Regions from separate parts of the Homo sapiens genome. Here region 2 is linked to region 1. A link is an interaction called in ENCODE POLR2A ChIA-PET data of the cell type or tissue named here. Cell type or tissue: B cell. All regions are shown on one strand. Links, peaks and the distances in the headings refer to the core of each region. The heading gives the core; the rest is flanking DNA. Region 1 overlaps PPP2R5C (protein phosphatase 2 regulatory subunit B'gamma). Region 2 overlaps PPP2R5C (protein phosphatase 2 regulatory subunit B'gamma).

Region 1 (8,146 bases), core at 2,439-4,938:
CAGAAAGAAGGTGGAGATAAGAATGTGCTATTCTGGCCAGGCGCGGTGGCTCACGTCTGTAATCCCAGCGCTTTGGGAGGCCGAGATGGGTGGATCATCTGAGGTCAGGAGTTCGAGACTAGCCTAGCCAACATGGTGAAACCCCATCTCTACTAAAAAATACAAAATAATTAGCTGGGTGTGGTGGCAGGTGCCTGTAATCCCAGCTACTTGGGAGGCTGAGGCAAGAGAATCGCTTGAACCCGGGAGGCTGAGGTTGCAGTGAACTGAGATCACACCACTGTATTCCCACCTGGGTGACAGAGCAAGACTCTGTCTCAAAAAAAAAAAAAAAAAGAAAAAGAAAATGAAAAAAAAGAAAAAAAAAGAATGTGCTATTCTTTAAAAAACGTATTTACTAAAGGGAAGCCTGTTATTAATCAGTGATAAATAGAGATGTTTAACAAAGATCTCCTTTAAAGTAGGCTGGGAGCATTCCTGTCTAGCTTTATACATGCTCCTGGTCCCAACAGTCAGGGAGGTACAGAAATTGAATGCGTTTCACTGGTCAGTGATATCTAGAGTGCAGGGTGAGCCTGGGGGTTACTCAAGATTGGAACGTAGGAAGAAAACAGCAGGGTGTCTATTTATACTTTCTTCTACAAAGAACAAGAAATTACAACATACTAATATTCAACAGACAAATTTACACGCAGTGGAGGTGTGTGCTGGAGGTTGTTTTTGCTGCCAGGCAAGCGTGGACAGAAGAGTTTGGAGACCACTACTGGGCAGTGAAGGCTTTTGTAAATGAGTCCTAAACGGCGAATACCACAGCCAACTTCACCGATGTTGCTAGCAACATGTACCTCAATTACAGAAGGGAGTGAGAGCTGTGACATACATGCTTAGCCACCAAATCATAGAATATGAGGAAGTAAGGCTGAATTACTAAATTGTCACTATGCACCAAGAGGCATCATGTAAACTGTGGATAGGAAACTGATTGAAAAAAAGAAGCCAAGCCCACATTTACATGAAAAGTCTTGGTGGTCAAAAGAAATGCTCCAAGACACCATAAAGGACCAACTTTCAGCATGGCAGCTGCAGAAAGACAGCAGAACCAGGACTTTCTGCTGCACAGATGTTGGGGCCTTCCAAATAAGCATTACCCCGATGGAGCAAGGAGACACAGCTGCAAAAACTACCAGCCTAGACAGTGACAACTCAAAAGATACCCCAGAATGTGCAGGCTCACAAGGGTGGGAAGTACTCCCTGGTCACTCACGTAATATTCACTAAGCAGCTGAAGCAGCCAAGTTTCAAACACAGAGACCACAGCGTCATCAGGTCAAGCAGCACCCTCAGCTTCCATGCACGTTTTTATTTTTTTTAACTAGAGACAGGGTCTCACTATGTTGCCCAGGCTGGAGTACAGTGGTATAATCCTGGCTCACTGCAACCTTGACCTTCCAGGCTCAAGCCATCCTCCTGCCCCAGCCCTCTGAGTAGCTGGGACTACAGGCATGCACCCACACCCAGCTAGTTTTTAAATTGTTTATAGAGACACAATCTCACTATGTTGGCCAAGGCTGGTCCTGAACTCCTGGGCTCAAGTGATCCTCCTGCCTCAGCCTCCCAAAAATGTTGGGATGACGGGTGTGAGCCACCATGCCAGCCCCAAGTGTATTCTTCCATGCAAGGTGCTCCCAGGGTCCTGGGGAGGTCTATGCAAGTCGCGAGCCCACAGACAAGAGATCTCACGCAAAACAGAAAGAAGCGCTCAAGCTCTCGGAAAGGCAGGAGCCAACATTTAGCGACGGTGCCATCTTGTCTTTCAAATGTATTTATTCTTAGTACAAAACGAGTAGGAACAAAGTTGAACTAACAACTTGGGGCAAATTTGGGATTCATCATTAATATGTACTAAATTCCACTCCCCTCTATGTCCCAGATGAGGAAACTTAGCAGAGGATGAGTTTCCCCCACCAAGTAAACAAAAGCTCAGCAGTTCTATTTTGTTTTTAAAGATAATATTCACATGCCACTTTTTGAAATGACCATTTCTCCATGACTTCTAGTGTCTCCTGTGTCCTAGAGCAGTGTCTGTGCAGGCAGGGCTCTCTCTCTTCTTGGCCACTGCCTCATCCTGCACCACCTGGAGTCTGAGTTTCTAGAGCCCTAGAAGACTTAATGTCTGGTTGATTCCTGCACCTGGTCCCTCCTCACGTTTTCACTGCTCATGGCCCTTTATATTTCCCATACAGATCTGGGGAGAACTTAAGAATTTGGCAGGATTGAGTCTTCCAATTCATGAACATGGACTGTTTCGCCAATTACTCAAGTTCTCTTTAAATGTCTCCCAATAAAGTCTTCTAATTTTCTTCTCAAAATGTGCAAAACATTAATTTTCAGATTTTATTCTTAGGTATTTGCTATGTTTTGATGTGATCGTCAATGGTATCTTTAAAAACACTTAATTTTCTAACTGCTGTTGCAATACAGAAAAAATGGTTTTTGAGTATCACTTTTACATGTAGCTATCTTGCTAAATCCCTCTGGTTTTCCTTTCATCTGCAAGTCCCCACATTGTTCTTCTCTTTCTTATCTACTGCGCTGACCAGGACCTCTGGGCAACGCTGAGAGGAGCAGTGAGAACGGCCCCTTGCACCCATCCCCGACTCAGAGGGGAGCTTTTACTAGCTAACCATTGATTTGATGCTTGCTCTAGCAGCCTGTGGATAACAGTTACCCGAGTAAGAAACTGACCTACGGATTCAATGCTATCCCAATCCATATTCCAACACACACTTCTGTGGAACTGAATACATGGATTCTAAAATGTATGTGGAAATGCAAGGGGTTAAGACTAACCAAGACACCCCTGAGAAGAACCAAGCTGGAGGACTTGCTGTTCCAGAAATCAAGACTTCCTGTAAAGCTTCATGAATGAAAACAGCCAGGCTCTGTGCTGTCACACAGGCTCATGCATAAATCGACACCTGACTTGTGACAGCAGAGGGTTGCAGAGGAGTGAGGAAAAGTCGGCCTTTCAACACGTTGTGTTGGGACAACTAGGTACACAGGGACAAAAAAGAAAGAAAAGAAAAGAAGAAAGAAAGAAAGGAAGCAACTGGATCAAATTATATACATATATCTACACTGAAATTAAACATTTTCCTTCATCAAGACATCCACAAGGATGAAAAGGCAAGGCACAGGATAGAACTATTTGAATACATATAACCAATAGACTCATATCCAGAATATATAAACATGTCCAATAACTCAGTAAGAAAACTTCAGAGTACAAATAGAAGAATAGGAAAAAGTCTTAATCAGGTTCTTCACAAAATAGATCCAAATGGCTAACCACGTATGAAGGGCTCGTCACTCTCATTAATAACCACCAGAGAAATGCAAATTAAAACCACTACGGACAACACCAAATAGTGCCTCAAGGAGCTGCTTTGTGGCTGGAGCCCGAACACCACCCATGGGCGGGGCAGTGCATTATCAGTGGTGTTGAGGATACACGAGGTTGACAGCCAGGACAGCACTCCTGGCATACCACCTCACGACACTCACATACACGTCCATCACAACCGAGGTAAAGGAATGTCCACAGCACAACGTCCTAACAGCTCAGACTAGAAACAACCAAATGCCCATCAGTGGTGGATTAGGTAAATGCAAATGCAGTCTATGTAACATTCCAAAGCGATAGAGATGAATGAAATACAGCTATACACAATATGGATATGCCTTACAAAATACTGTTGCATCAAAGGGGCAGATAAGGAGGATTTATTCAGTATAATTTCATTTATAGGAAGAAACAGGAATCCCTAAAACTATAAAAGACTTACAGGGGGCTTTTAGGGTGCCCAGCCTGAATGGTGGTTATGTGGGTATTTGCTTTATAATTATTCACTACACATTTGTTTCATATGCTTCTGTATGTGAGTTATATTTCAAATAACAAAGGCTAAAGATACATGCATATGGCTAAAAAATGAAAATGGAAAGAACCTAGTGAGACGTGAGTCTCCTTCCACACACCCACCCTCTGGCCTCCCTCTCTTCTCCCAACTCCCGCTGTTGCCAATCGGGGTGTCCCTGGGCTGCTCCAGGGGTACATTCGGCTGCACGATTGTCAGCCGTTTCCTGCGTGGTTTTAGATGCGTCAACACCGACGACCTCTAAACTCACCTGGATCTACCTGAGACCAGAAGACATACTCGCACTCACGAAATCCCAACAGTTTCTTTCTTTCTTTCTTTTTTTTTTTTGAGACAGAGTCTCGCTCTGTTGCCCAGGCTGGAGTGCAGTGGCGTGATCTTGGCTCTCGGCTTACTGCAACCTCCGCCTCCTGGGTTCAAGCGATTCTCCTGCCTCAGCCTCCTGAGTAGCTGGGACTATAGGTGCTCGCCACCACGCCTGGCTAATTTTTGTATTTTTAGTAGAGATGGGGTTTCACCACATTGGCCAGGCTGGTCTCGAACCCCTGACCTTGTGATCCGCCTGCCTTGGCCTCCCAAAGTGCTGGGATTACAGGTATAAGCCACCACGCCCGGCCCCCCAACACACTTTCTAACGTTCCTCTACATAGTGTGTCATGCTGAAGAATTTAAGCTTCTAATTTTTTGATTGAAAAACTTTCCCAATTAAGATAAGGATCTAGGTGATCTCTAATTTTTTTCTATTTATATAAAGATTCTCTCTTAAAAGAAAGATCAGTAATTATGCTTGCAAATGGATAAAATAAAAACTGTGGTATGACATGCTTATCAGATCTAAAGCATGGGTGGGGAGCAATTGGGATATAAGAACTAAAGTCTCAAGGCCGGGCGCAGTGGCTCATGCCTGGCTCATGCCGGGCACAGTGGCGCAGTAATCCCAGCACTTTGGAAGGCCGAGGAGGGCAGATCATGAAGTCAAGAGATTGAGACCATCCTGGCCAACATGGTGAAACCCCGTCTCTACTAAAAATACAAAAATTAGCTGGGTGTGGTGGCATGTGCCTGTAGTCCCAGTTACTCGGGAGGCTGAGGCAGGAGAATCGCTTGAACCCAGGAGGCGGAGGTTGCAGTGAGCTGAGATCACGCCACCACACTCCAGCCTCGCGATAGAGACTCCGTCTCAGGAAAAAAAAAAAAAAAAAAAGAGCAGCCCCAACCATGAGGACACAGCCTGCATCACTAGGAAGTATTTCGCAAACGCATCCCATACATACACGCCAGGCACTGTGCTAGGCACTGATGATAGATACATTAAAAGACAGTATCTGATCTAAAAGAAAACTACCAGAATATGGGAGGTGATGAATTCTGCTGGGAGACATGCGGATGAAGGCTCAGGGAGAACAGGAACCACAGCTGAGGAGAGGCTGCAGTTGCTGGGAAGGCACTGAAGGCTGCACTAAATGGGGAGACTGTCTAGAGGCACTCACTTGTCAATCACAGGGGCCTGAAGTTACAGGAGATATTAATCAGGCTGCATTCTCCTGGAAAATCAATTTTCCTCAAAAGACAGTATCTTCAAAACGAGAACAATTGATAATAATTTATATACCCTACATTAATCATACTGGATGCTTAATTATAAATTTTCTCAGAGGAGAACTTTGTCTTTTTACCATTTTTATCCTCAGCATCTAAAACTGGCCAGCACATAGTGGGACCACAGATGTCTGCTGAATGAACAGATCCATCTGAGGAAAACAAACTCAGGTAATTTAACTGAGAGGTACCGTTTGAAATATATTTATATCAAAATAACGCCACCTGTATCAGAGTAGAATGCAACATCTACATAAACTTTTAAGATAAAACTCAGGTCTTCAAAGAAACTGCTCTTAGTAGGCATTTCTCTTCTGTGGAATCTCTGCAGTCAGAGGTGCTTTGATAGAAAAATCTAAAAAGTTCTGTGGGAAGAGAGATTTGAATCAGAGGATTTTTAAGCAGATGAGCGATCCAACTTGATCTCTGTTCAGGAGAGACATGGGTGAACTGAAACCAAGAAGCCAGAGGTAGGCAGTTCTCCTTCAGAAGAGAAGGCCCTTAGCTACAGCCCATGAACCCAGCCCTCAGCCCTCTTCCAGGCAAACCCGACACACAAGCTCTGCCTTCCCCGGTACAGGCCTGCCAGCCCTCATTTTTGGTAACAAGGATCTCTTACTCTATAAATCCAAGCTTCTACAACTTGAAAGCTCAATAAACATAACAATGAAATACTTCTATATATCTACAAAATGTCAAGACTAACTTCTACCCTGACCCTTAGCACCTACATAACTTCAAAATTGGGTTAATCTTCTCGTACTGTTTGTAACTCGGTAGATGACTTCTGAAATTTACAATAAATCCTTCTTAATTTCAAAGTGCAAGTGTCTTATTTTATCCATTCTAATACATACATTTTTCATATTAATGTCTCTAAAATCAAGTTACATCTTTCACTTTCCTTTTTCTTTTTTTGGTAATTCTTTAAAAATGGTTTGGACTACAATGAACAGTGCCTTAGGTGTGATGAGATATGGTATCTTAGCTTCCCTGCACACATGTGCCTCTGCTCAGGTTTCTAAATGGATGTTATTTCATTCAAATGTAGCCAATGTCCCCGCCTCCCTCCGGGTCTGTCTGTACCACCCAATGTGAAGGAGTTGAAGCAAGCTGGCTTCAATGTGCCCACTCTAAGTGTTCCCGGTTCCAGCATGTGGCTGCCTGTAGCTAGGTCTGTTTGGCGGGGCTCCATGAGAAACCCGGAGAGGTGGTGCACAGCCCTTCCTGTCACCAGGGATGCTGAAACCATCTTTCCACTCCGTGTGGGTGGATTTCGGGCAAAATGAACAGTACCGCCAGGTACACTTCATTTGGGTATAAATTTGGTAACGTGGGGCTGGTCTGCAGTTTCTACACTGACACTCGTTTACATGTTTGGATAGAGACAACCCATGGCTCACAGTCCACCATAACGTTCCAATGCTGTGGTTTATCCAGCTTTGTTGTACACATGTACCAAGGTTACATTATCTTTCCTGGAGAGGAAGATCTGCTAACCCCAGGACCAAGCTGGGGTTCCCTCACAAACCTGAGCTGCTCCTACCTTAAACCCTTTGGGTTTTTCTGATTTGTTAGCCTGGTTTTATTTGCATATGAAGAAAGGGGTAGTATTCACTTCCCCCACAACTTTCTACCACCAACCCCATCATCCCTTTCTCATGAAATTAACAGTATAATTTAATAAGGCAGATATTTTTCATTTCAAAAGGCAGTGGTTGAAGCTAAATTCTAGTTCATTCATGCTTTCCGCCCATGAAGACTGGCAGCTTCTACCAGGGAATGGGTGGGGAAGGGTGGGGTGGAGTGGAGTGGAGAGGCGCCCCGGATGGAGAGAAGTCAGGCTGAAATAGGCAAAGGCCAGGAGAGGCTGCTTTCCTCGGAAAAGCTCTTCAGTGAATTTTTCAGTAAAGGGAGTCATATGGAAGAACAAACTGACTCCCGGTTCAGACTCTGCCAAATCAGAACATGGTAAAGTCATGAAATTATTCTCAGCCTCAGGTTCCTCAGCTGTAAAATCTCCTGTGGACACACATGCACATTCAGAATGAACCTTCACTCCGGCTGCAGGCAACAAGAGGAATTCAACGGTGTTAGCTGAATTGGAAGATTCAATTTTTTTTTTTTTTTAAACAGGGAAAGGTTGAGACAGGTCAAACAAACTCCTAGGGATAAAGATATAAATCCAGCACAGCATTATTTCCAGATACAGGCCATATTTCCCACATAGGACTCTAGTTCTAGAAAGCCTTGGGGAGAACAGGCACCCAGGGCACTGATTACTAAATGCTCAACACCCTTCGTGCAGCCCGTTATCGCTTCATCTTCCACTTTCACTAGCATGACTGGTGAAATACTGAATGTTAACAATATTACTGCACCTGGTGACAAGAAGCTCCAACAATGCAGTAGCTCATTTATCCAAAGAACAAAGGCAGGTACTGTCTCAGGAAAAGTAACAGCTCTTAACATTTGACAAGAAGATGTAATAAGTTCTTTTCAATTCCATCTTGAAATTGATTCCAGAACCTTCAATATGTTTACCAGCAGACAAAGCAGTGTAGAGGTGTGAAAAAGATACACTGAAAATACACACACTTTTCCAGGCC
Region 2 (8,146 bases), core at 3,065-5,564, 70 kb before region 1:
AGTGAAGCAAAACAAAACCAAGATTTTTATATACTTGAAATATGTAATTACAGCTGAAATAGGCACTCCAAAGAGAAGAAACATATTCATAGAAAAAGGCAACAGTAAAAAGCTTGGAGCTGGAACCAGTGAATGCAAACTGAGAACACAAACATGACCCCAGAGCTTCTGAAAGGACAGAAAACCGGTGGATATATCTGGGCCTTTCTGCTTAGACATTTTAAATTGATGTGTAAAGCAGAGAATAATTTTACCATCCACAAGGCAAAAAAATGAGAGCAGCAGCAGGCAGGGAGAATAAGACAGCATGCAGATGGCAGGCTGATGAACGGCCTGGCAGAGGGGATGTGCAGGTGAACATGCTGGCAGGGGCGGAGCGGACCACAGGAGACACAAGTCAGAGAGAGGTGGCCTCTCTTCTGCAGCCCACGGGCAGACCCGGAAGGCTCAATGTAAACCGTAAATGCTGAAAGCACACCAGGCATTGGGCATACATGGCTATGCAAGTTTCCTTCCTCTTATAAAGGTGTAACTTCAAACTTTACTACTTAATTTCAGATAGAAATAATCAACATTTCTTAAGGGACCAAATTTCTTTAAAATTTTTTTTTTATTTTTATTAGAGACAGGGTCTCTGTCACCCAGGCTGGAATGCAGTGGCATGATTACAGCTCACTGCAGACTCCAACTCCTGGGCTTCAGGGATCCTCCTGCCTCAGTCTCCTGAGTAGCTAGGACTACAGGCACGCACCACATGCCTGGCTATTTTTTTTTTTTTTCTTTTTCTAGAGATGAGGTCTTGCTGTGTTGCCCAGGCTGGTCTCAAACTCCTGGCTTCGAGCAATTCTCCTGCCTCAGCCTCCCAAAGTGTTGGGATTACAGGTGTGAGCCATGGTGCCCAGCCACCAAATTTCTTTCTTTTTAAAAATTATTTTATATTTATTTTTGACACAGAGTCTCGCTCTGTCACCCAGGCTGGAGTGCAATGGTGCAACCTCGGCTCACTGCAACCTCCACCTCCTGGGTTCAAGCGATTCTCCTGCCTCAGCCTCCCAAGTAGCTGGGATTACAGGTGCCTGCCACCACGTCCGGCTAATTTTTTGTTATTTAGTAGAGATGGGGTTTCACCATGTTGGTCAGGCTGGTCTCGAACTCCTGACCTCAGGTGATCTGCCCGCCTCGGCCTCCCAAAGTGCTGGGATTACAGGCATCTGCCATTGTGCCCGGCCTCCCAGCTGCCAAATTTCTTTCTTTGTTTTGACCATCACAATCTGGAATGACATGGACAAAAGGGAAAATACTTCATGTCCACGTTAACTCGTCAATTCTTCTCCTGGAGAACAGGCCTTCAATGTGCTCTACACGTTGAGTAATGAGAGCCTGCACTGCCCACCTTCCGTCTCTCTACACCTTCCTTACTTGCGTGGTTGACACTGCTTTTCTCCCGACCAACTGTTAAAAATGAGAATTGCAAACATTTAAAATGTCTATAATATAAATGTTATTCACATGATATTTGCTAGTTTTCTTTGAATGTTCTGTATAGGGTTATACTAGTTTCTTGAAGGAAATGTAAATAAAGGATAGGTAGATACATGGTTGAATTTCTCCACAAAAATCCAGCCTACTCCATCCATCAGCATCAGAGCCTGCTTCCCACTCTCCAGCTATTCCTTCAACTACCTCTCACACCTCTCCCTACCCAACACTCACATCATCTCAAAGAAATGTGAAATTATTTTGGAAAAATAAAGTTAGCTGAAAATAAAATTAAAAGGGCACTGAATATAATCAAATGACTATATATAAAAACCAAAAAAGCTTAATTTTCAGCTATCATTTCTTACGTCAATTTGGTCACCAAATTGTGCACGTTTTTCCTGCATCCCGGTACCTTTTTTTTTTTAATTTTCAGAGTCCGAGTCTGGCTCTGTCACCCAGGCTGGAGGGCAGTGGTGCGATCATAGCTCACTGCAGACTTGAATTGGTACCTTCTTTTTGCTTTAACCATAGTGCTTTCAGAATTTCCAGAAAACGACTCCAAACATTTTTCAACTTAAGAAAAGTTTATTGGCTGGGCGCGGTGGCTCATGCCCATAATCCCAGCACTTTGGGAGGCCAAGGCAGGCAGATCACTTGAGACCAGGAGTTTGAGACCAGCCTAGCCAACATGTTAAAACTCCATCTCTGCTAAAAATACAAAAATCAGCTGAGTGTGGTGGTGCCGGTAGTCACTGCTGCTTGGGAGGCTGAAGTGGGCGGATTGCTTGAGTCCAGGAGGCCGAGGCTGCAGTGAGCCAAGATTGTGCCACTGCATTCCAGCCTGGGTATCAGAGCAAGACCCTGTCTCAAAAAAAAAAAAAAAAAAAAAAAAAAAAAAAGCAGAATTTATCATTTCAAATATTACACCTAGAGACTGCACTTCATAAATACCTTCATCTGGATAGGTTGAATTCAACTGAATTCAATTGATTCAACTGATCCACAGAAATCTACAAGGAGTCAGGCCAGGCACAGGTCCTCACACCTGTAATCTCAGCACTGCAGGAGGCTGAGGTAGAAGGATCGCCTGAGCCCAGGAGGTTGAGGCTGCAGTGTGCTGTGATCACACCACTGCACTCCAGCCTGGGTGACACAGTGAGACCCTGTCTCCAAACACAAACAAAAACTATAAGAAGTCTTGGAATTGCATAGTATTATTAGTCTTCCAACTTTGTTCTTTTTCACAGTTGTTTTGGCTACTCTAGATCCTTTGCATTTCCATGTGAATTTTAGAATTAGCTTTCTCAACTTCTTGAGGATAAAAAGCCTGCTGAGATTCTAATGGAGAGCACGTTAATCTGGGGAAAACAGACATCCCAATGACTCTTCTGAGTCTTCTGACTCAGGAACATAATTCATAGAGATCTAAGGATGAGGTGAGGGAATCACTGTTGTAAGAATATCAGTCACACAGGAAACCCGGTGACAGAATACAATTTCAAGAGTTGTGAAAACAAGGAAGCAGACATGCTACAGGAGTTCTCCAAGAACTGTCCTGCCTGTGTGTGTATTTACAAGTAGACACGTGGATGGCCATAGGACTGGTTCCTTCCTGTCACTGTATAAGGTAACCCTCCCAGGAGGGGACGTGCCCCTTTCTAAGGGCAGTGGACAGACCAAGCAGTTGGACGTTCTGGGGCCCCGAATATCACACAGATACTAGGCCTGACTTTCAAAGGCAGCTTTACTCAGGAGAGAATGCTATTTTGGTTTGCATTCTTGATCAAGTTCTTGATCTACTACAGAGCAGGACCTAAATTGCAAATATGCACACACCTTTCAGGTACATCACATTTTGGACCTAGTTTATTCTTTGTCTAGCTTTAATTCTGACCTAAGTCAAAGGCTATACCAAAAATAAAAATTCCCCAACCCTAAGCTATTTAATGTGTAAGAATTGGTTTTTTTTTTTTTTTTTTTTTTTGAGACGGAGTTTTGCTTTTCTTGCCCAGGCTGGAGTGCAGTGGCACCATCTTGGCTCACTGCAACCTCCACCTCCCAGGTTCAAGCGATTCTCCTGCCTCAGCCTCCCAAGTAGTTGGGATTACAGGAACCTGCCACCAAGCCTGGCTAATTTTTGTATTTTTTAGTAGAGATGGGGTTTCCCCATGTTGGCCAGGCTTGTTTCAAACTCCTGAGCACAGGTGATCTGCCTGCCTCGGCCTCCCAAAGTGCTGGGATTACAGGCGTGAGCCACCACACCCGGCCAAGAATTGGCTTTTTAACTGTGTATAGCCTCGTGTCTTAAAAATGAACACGTGGCCACAAACTCCCAGGCAGGTTCCCTCACAGAAGAGACACCGACTGTGATTTCCTTCTGTGTGCAGTAACAAGGTCAACTTAACAAGTCTTGAGCAAATTTGAAGCCACAAAATCAAAATGGTATAAAAAGGCAACCTTAAATTCCTGAGTTAAAAAAAAATATCAAGAAGAACATTAACACTCCCACAAAGAGAGAAATATATACAGATTTTCATATTTTTGATGACATCTATTCATTGCTAAGAACATTCATGGTGAGGAGAATATGGAACCAACTGGATTAGATAGAAAATTAGTTACTGATATTCCAAGTCTTCAGTGAGCTTTTCCACTGTATTTCTAGTATTTTCAGGCTTTGATGAGCTAAGAAAAGCATTCAGTCATCTATTTTGCTCTTAACCTGAGTTGAGGAATTAGAGGGGCAGAAGAGGCCGATGACCGTGGCTGCCGTGGGGACTTGGTGCCGTGAGCCCTTTCCTGTGCAACTCCGGAAAGGAGCCGGGGATATGGCGTCAGCCATGTGCTAATTCCGAATCTTCTAGCAGTCACATTCAAGAAGTAAAAAAGAAATGGGGGGCATTCATTCAAACAACATATTTTATTTAATGCAGTAAAGGAGTAAAACAATGGCTACTCCACAGGCGGGGCGCCTACTTTCACTTCTTACCTCAGAATTTTAGAAGGGGATGTCTTTTGGAATTCTTTCGCTGGTCAAAAAGAGGTTAAAGTTTCTCAGTGAGAAAGGCCAATGTCCCCAGGCCATTTGGGACTACTGTTTTAGTTTACAGGCATTTGAAACAGGGAGGGACGCTCAGGGAAACACGGCAGCTGAAACGCTCCTTGAACCCAGGCAGGAACTGAGTCAGTTGTCCTAAGTGTCTACAGGCCCAGCTGAGGAGTAACAGTGGTCGGAGGCTCTCTTTGGAGGTGGCCTGTGACCAAAGCACTGAAAGACAGTGCCCGGGAGGGGGCGAGGGGGGCGAGGGGGGTCAGGGGGGAGAGGGGGAGGGGTGGGGGGGCGAGAGGAGTGAGGGGGATGAGGGGGGCAAGGGGAGAAGGCTGAGGGGTGGGGGGAGGGGTGGGGGGGCGAGAGGAGCGAGGGGGATGAGGGGGGCGAGGGGAGAAGGCTGAGGGGTGGGGGGAGGGGTGGGGGGCCAGAGGAGCGAGGGGGATGAAGGGGGTGAGGGGGGAAGGGGACGGGGCGAGGGGGGTGAGGGGGCAAGGGGGGAGGGGCAAGGGGGTGAGGGGACAGGGGGAGGGGCAAGGAGGGTGAGGTGTCCTAGGGAGAGGGGTTGTTAGCACCCGCTGTGAAGAGCTAAGGGAGCCTCTCTGGGTCGAAGCAGAAGCCAGAGGGCTGTGAAGAAAACAGCGAGGGGTGGATATGGCTGTGAAGCTTTCGATTTTGCTGGAGTGAACATTTAAAGAACAGTTAAGAGTTGGGATTACTACTGCTGTTAGTAAATGGAGATACACATCTCAGGCACATACTTAATCCTTAAAAACTGTTTCTAGTAATTTGATCACTAAGATCTATCGATACAATGTTTCCTATAAGACTAGCAAAATTTAAGTTTTAATTTCAGCTTAAACAGAAGGCACTGATGCAAATCACATCGCCTACAAAAATGTGCATTTCTTAAGCAAATCAGTCATGGGTGCCCAGCTGAGCTCGGTGCACTTTTACCTGATGAGCCTCGTCCTTCACTGTCTTTCTCAGCATCTGCACATCTTCAAATAAAGGCCCATCTGTCTCCATTGCAACCGGAATGCTCATGGTGCTGGCTTGACTATACACTGTGTACTGCAATGCAAAGCGTGGAGTCGCTCTGTTAGGTGCCCAGGCTCTGAACTCCAAGCTTCTCATCCTGGCTAGGGACTCATCTCCCCTGCCGCCCCCCAGGGCCCTCTCCCGCAGGAAGCCCACTCAGTGGGAGACTCGCCTACACCTGCAACATGATGCGGCTGCTGACTTCTGAAACCAGAAAGCACTCAGTGGAGACAGTAAAGCAGCTGGTCCCCTCCTGACCCCTCTGCATCTGATGGACAGTGGCCCGCCCATACCCTGGCCCACACCCCATGGCCTCTGCAGTTCTGACTCCACGTGAGCAGCCAAGTGCGAGGTCGCACCCTGGGCTCGGTGGTGGGAGCTGTCTCACCACTGGAACCCTCACCTCTGGCCGCCCATTCTTTGCCAGCGACCTCCAACCTCATGATTCTTTTCCCTTTCCTCTCACGATCATGTCCTCTCATCGAGACAGCTGGCACGGTTCTCTCTCCCCTTTATCCCATTTTCCCGGCTTGCTTATGAAACCCTCTCATCACATCCCGGGTGACTTGCTCTCCACCAAAACAAACGCAGCCTGGGTGAGCCTGACGCTCCCTCTCCATTCCCTACGGGCGGCCCTGGGACTTCTCCACTCTCCCTGTGCTCTGGATTGAAACACAGATGGCTCAGCCCTCAGTCACTGGGCCTGGTTGACTCCATTTCCATGAGTGTAGTGCGGGGGTAAGGTCACCCCGGAGGGTGGCTGTGAGGGTTCCATGAGACAGGGTGCACAGGACAGTATGACTGTGACGAGCGTCTGCTGGCTCTGAGGGCACAGGCGAAGGAAGTGGCATCTGTGTCTGCTGTGAGCTGGGAACTGTGTGGGGCGCCTGTTTGTCCTGCGTGGTCGTGTGTGTGTACTGCCACCCTCACCTGGCTGATGGGGGAACTGGGACATGGAGGGGCTGGGGAACTTGCTCAGGGCCTCTGAGTTCAGGAGAGGGGAGCGGGGGTTCCTGCCCAGGCTGCTCTCATCCACACCCCTCCATTCTCTGCCCAGTGAGTCCCACAGCTTCGGCCTCTTTCAGGCTGAGCTCCTGTCACAGCAGCGCCCTCCTGCTGACCTGCTTCACCCCTGCCTCTCACCCCCTGCCCCCTCACCCCTGCCCCTCACACCCTGCCAGCCCAGAGCAGCTCCGTTCTCAGCCACCGTCTGGTGTTGGCCCTCATCCTCTGACGGAGCCACCTCTGGCATGAGGCCTATGGGTGCCCTCTGGCTGCTAAGCCCTTCCCGGCCTTGCCTCACTGGGCCTCTCTGAGGAATGATGACCATGGACGCCATCATTCAGCCCTGAACCTGCACCCTCCCTCGGTCTCTGTGACCCCAGCCTCTCCTCCAGGTGCCTTGGGCTCCTTCCTCTGTGGGCTGTCTTCGGCCTTTTCCCACACCCTCTGTCCCTCCTTATTCACCCTGGCTTCCATGCCTCCAGGCCCAGGCCCTGCTGCTCAACTCAGCCCACCTGGCTTCCACGTCCCCCAAAAACAGACGGGGCACACACCCTCAGCTGGGTTCCTTCCTTGAAGGCCAGTCAGACCAGGTCCTCAGCGCCCTGTGCCTTCACTCCCACAGCTCCGCCCAGCACCACGATCTCCACACATCTCCACACCCTACCCCGACAGCCCCAGCACTCCATCCATGCTGCGCCAAAGAGCTTGCAAAAATGCAAGTCGGGCTGGGCCATTTTGCCCTTTATGGCTCTTTAATATCTGCTGACATTTTGGGGGAATTCTGCTCCCTCTCCACCCTCACCTCTCAGCAGATCGCACCGGCCCACCCCATAACTGACACCCCACCAGGACCGACACCTGTCACCCACTGTGTCCCTGCTTTTCTCTACCTCTGCCGCGGGCACCTTCCCTCAAGTCTGACTGGGTGAGGCCCCTTCAGTCAAACCAAGAGGCCAGGCCCCCGTACTGTGTGTGTCTTTCTTTAGAGATGGGAACGAATAAGCTGGTCCTGCCATCTCCAGCACACTCCCCCAGGTATGTTATTAATACAATCTGATCATCTGAGCTGAATTCATCTGCCTCTCCTAATGGACTGTAAGCTCCCTGAGGCTGGGGGCTATGTCTTGTTCTCATCTTTGTATCCCTAGAAATTTCCACAATTCAGGACACAGCACCTTTCCTCGAGGGGGCTCACAGTCAGGTGGGAGATACAGAAACCTAAGTGGCTGCAAGACTCCTGAGACTTGCGGGGACTGTTTCACACCAACGCTTCTTCTGCTTTTGACTACTCCAGGCAACAAGCAGTGCTCTTCATGGGACCCACCAACAGCCTCCGCTTGGAGCACGGCTCTCTGGCCCTCGGGGCAAAGGAGAGTGTCCCTACACAAGAATGCTACCAGATGTTCACAGCAAAATAAACCTCACACAGCGGGCACTGGCAGGAGAGGGTTCTGACTAGGAATAAAAACCTTCACTGAAGGCCAGGTGCGGTGGCTCACACCTGTAATCCCAGCACTCTGGGAGGCCGAGGCAGGTAGATCACAAGGTCAGGAGTTCGAGACCAGCCTG

The links. Peaks named below come from ENCODE experiments on the same cell type or tissue, not always from the same donor. Only the 100,000 strongest peaks of a DNase experiment are listed, where the experiment ranks them.
Region 2: POLR2A ChIA-PET joins it to region 1 with 5 read pairs; 6 of 35 experiments call an interaction of 5 or more read pairs at or near these places.

The regions. Positions count from the first base shown.
Region 1 is chr14:101,844,660-101,852,805 of GRCh38, reverse strand. The region is part of intron 3 of PPP2R5C (protein phosphatase 2 regulatory subunit B'gamma); the gene reads right to left. Among named protein-coding and RNA genes, the nearest start is that of PPP2R5C, 87 kb to the right of the region's middle. RefSeq lists an enhancer at 647-756. In B cell, for the core only: no CTCF peak of the experiment used is centred there; DNase peaks (open chromatin) are centred at 2,975 and 3,415; H3K27ac peaks cover 313 bases.
Region 2 is chr14:101,915,290-101,923,435 of GRCh38, reverse strand. PPP2R5C (protein phosphatase 2 regulatory subunit B'gamma) reads right to left here. Exons shown (of 16, transcript NM_001352913.2): 15 at 5,489-5,605. Among named protein-coding and RNA genes, the nearest start is that of DYNC1H1, 45 kb to the left of the region's middle. RefSeq lists an enhancer at 5,611-6,266. In B cell, for the core only: no CTCF peak of the experiment used is centred there; no DNase peak of the experiment used is centred there.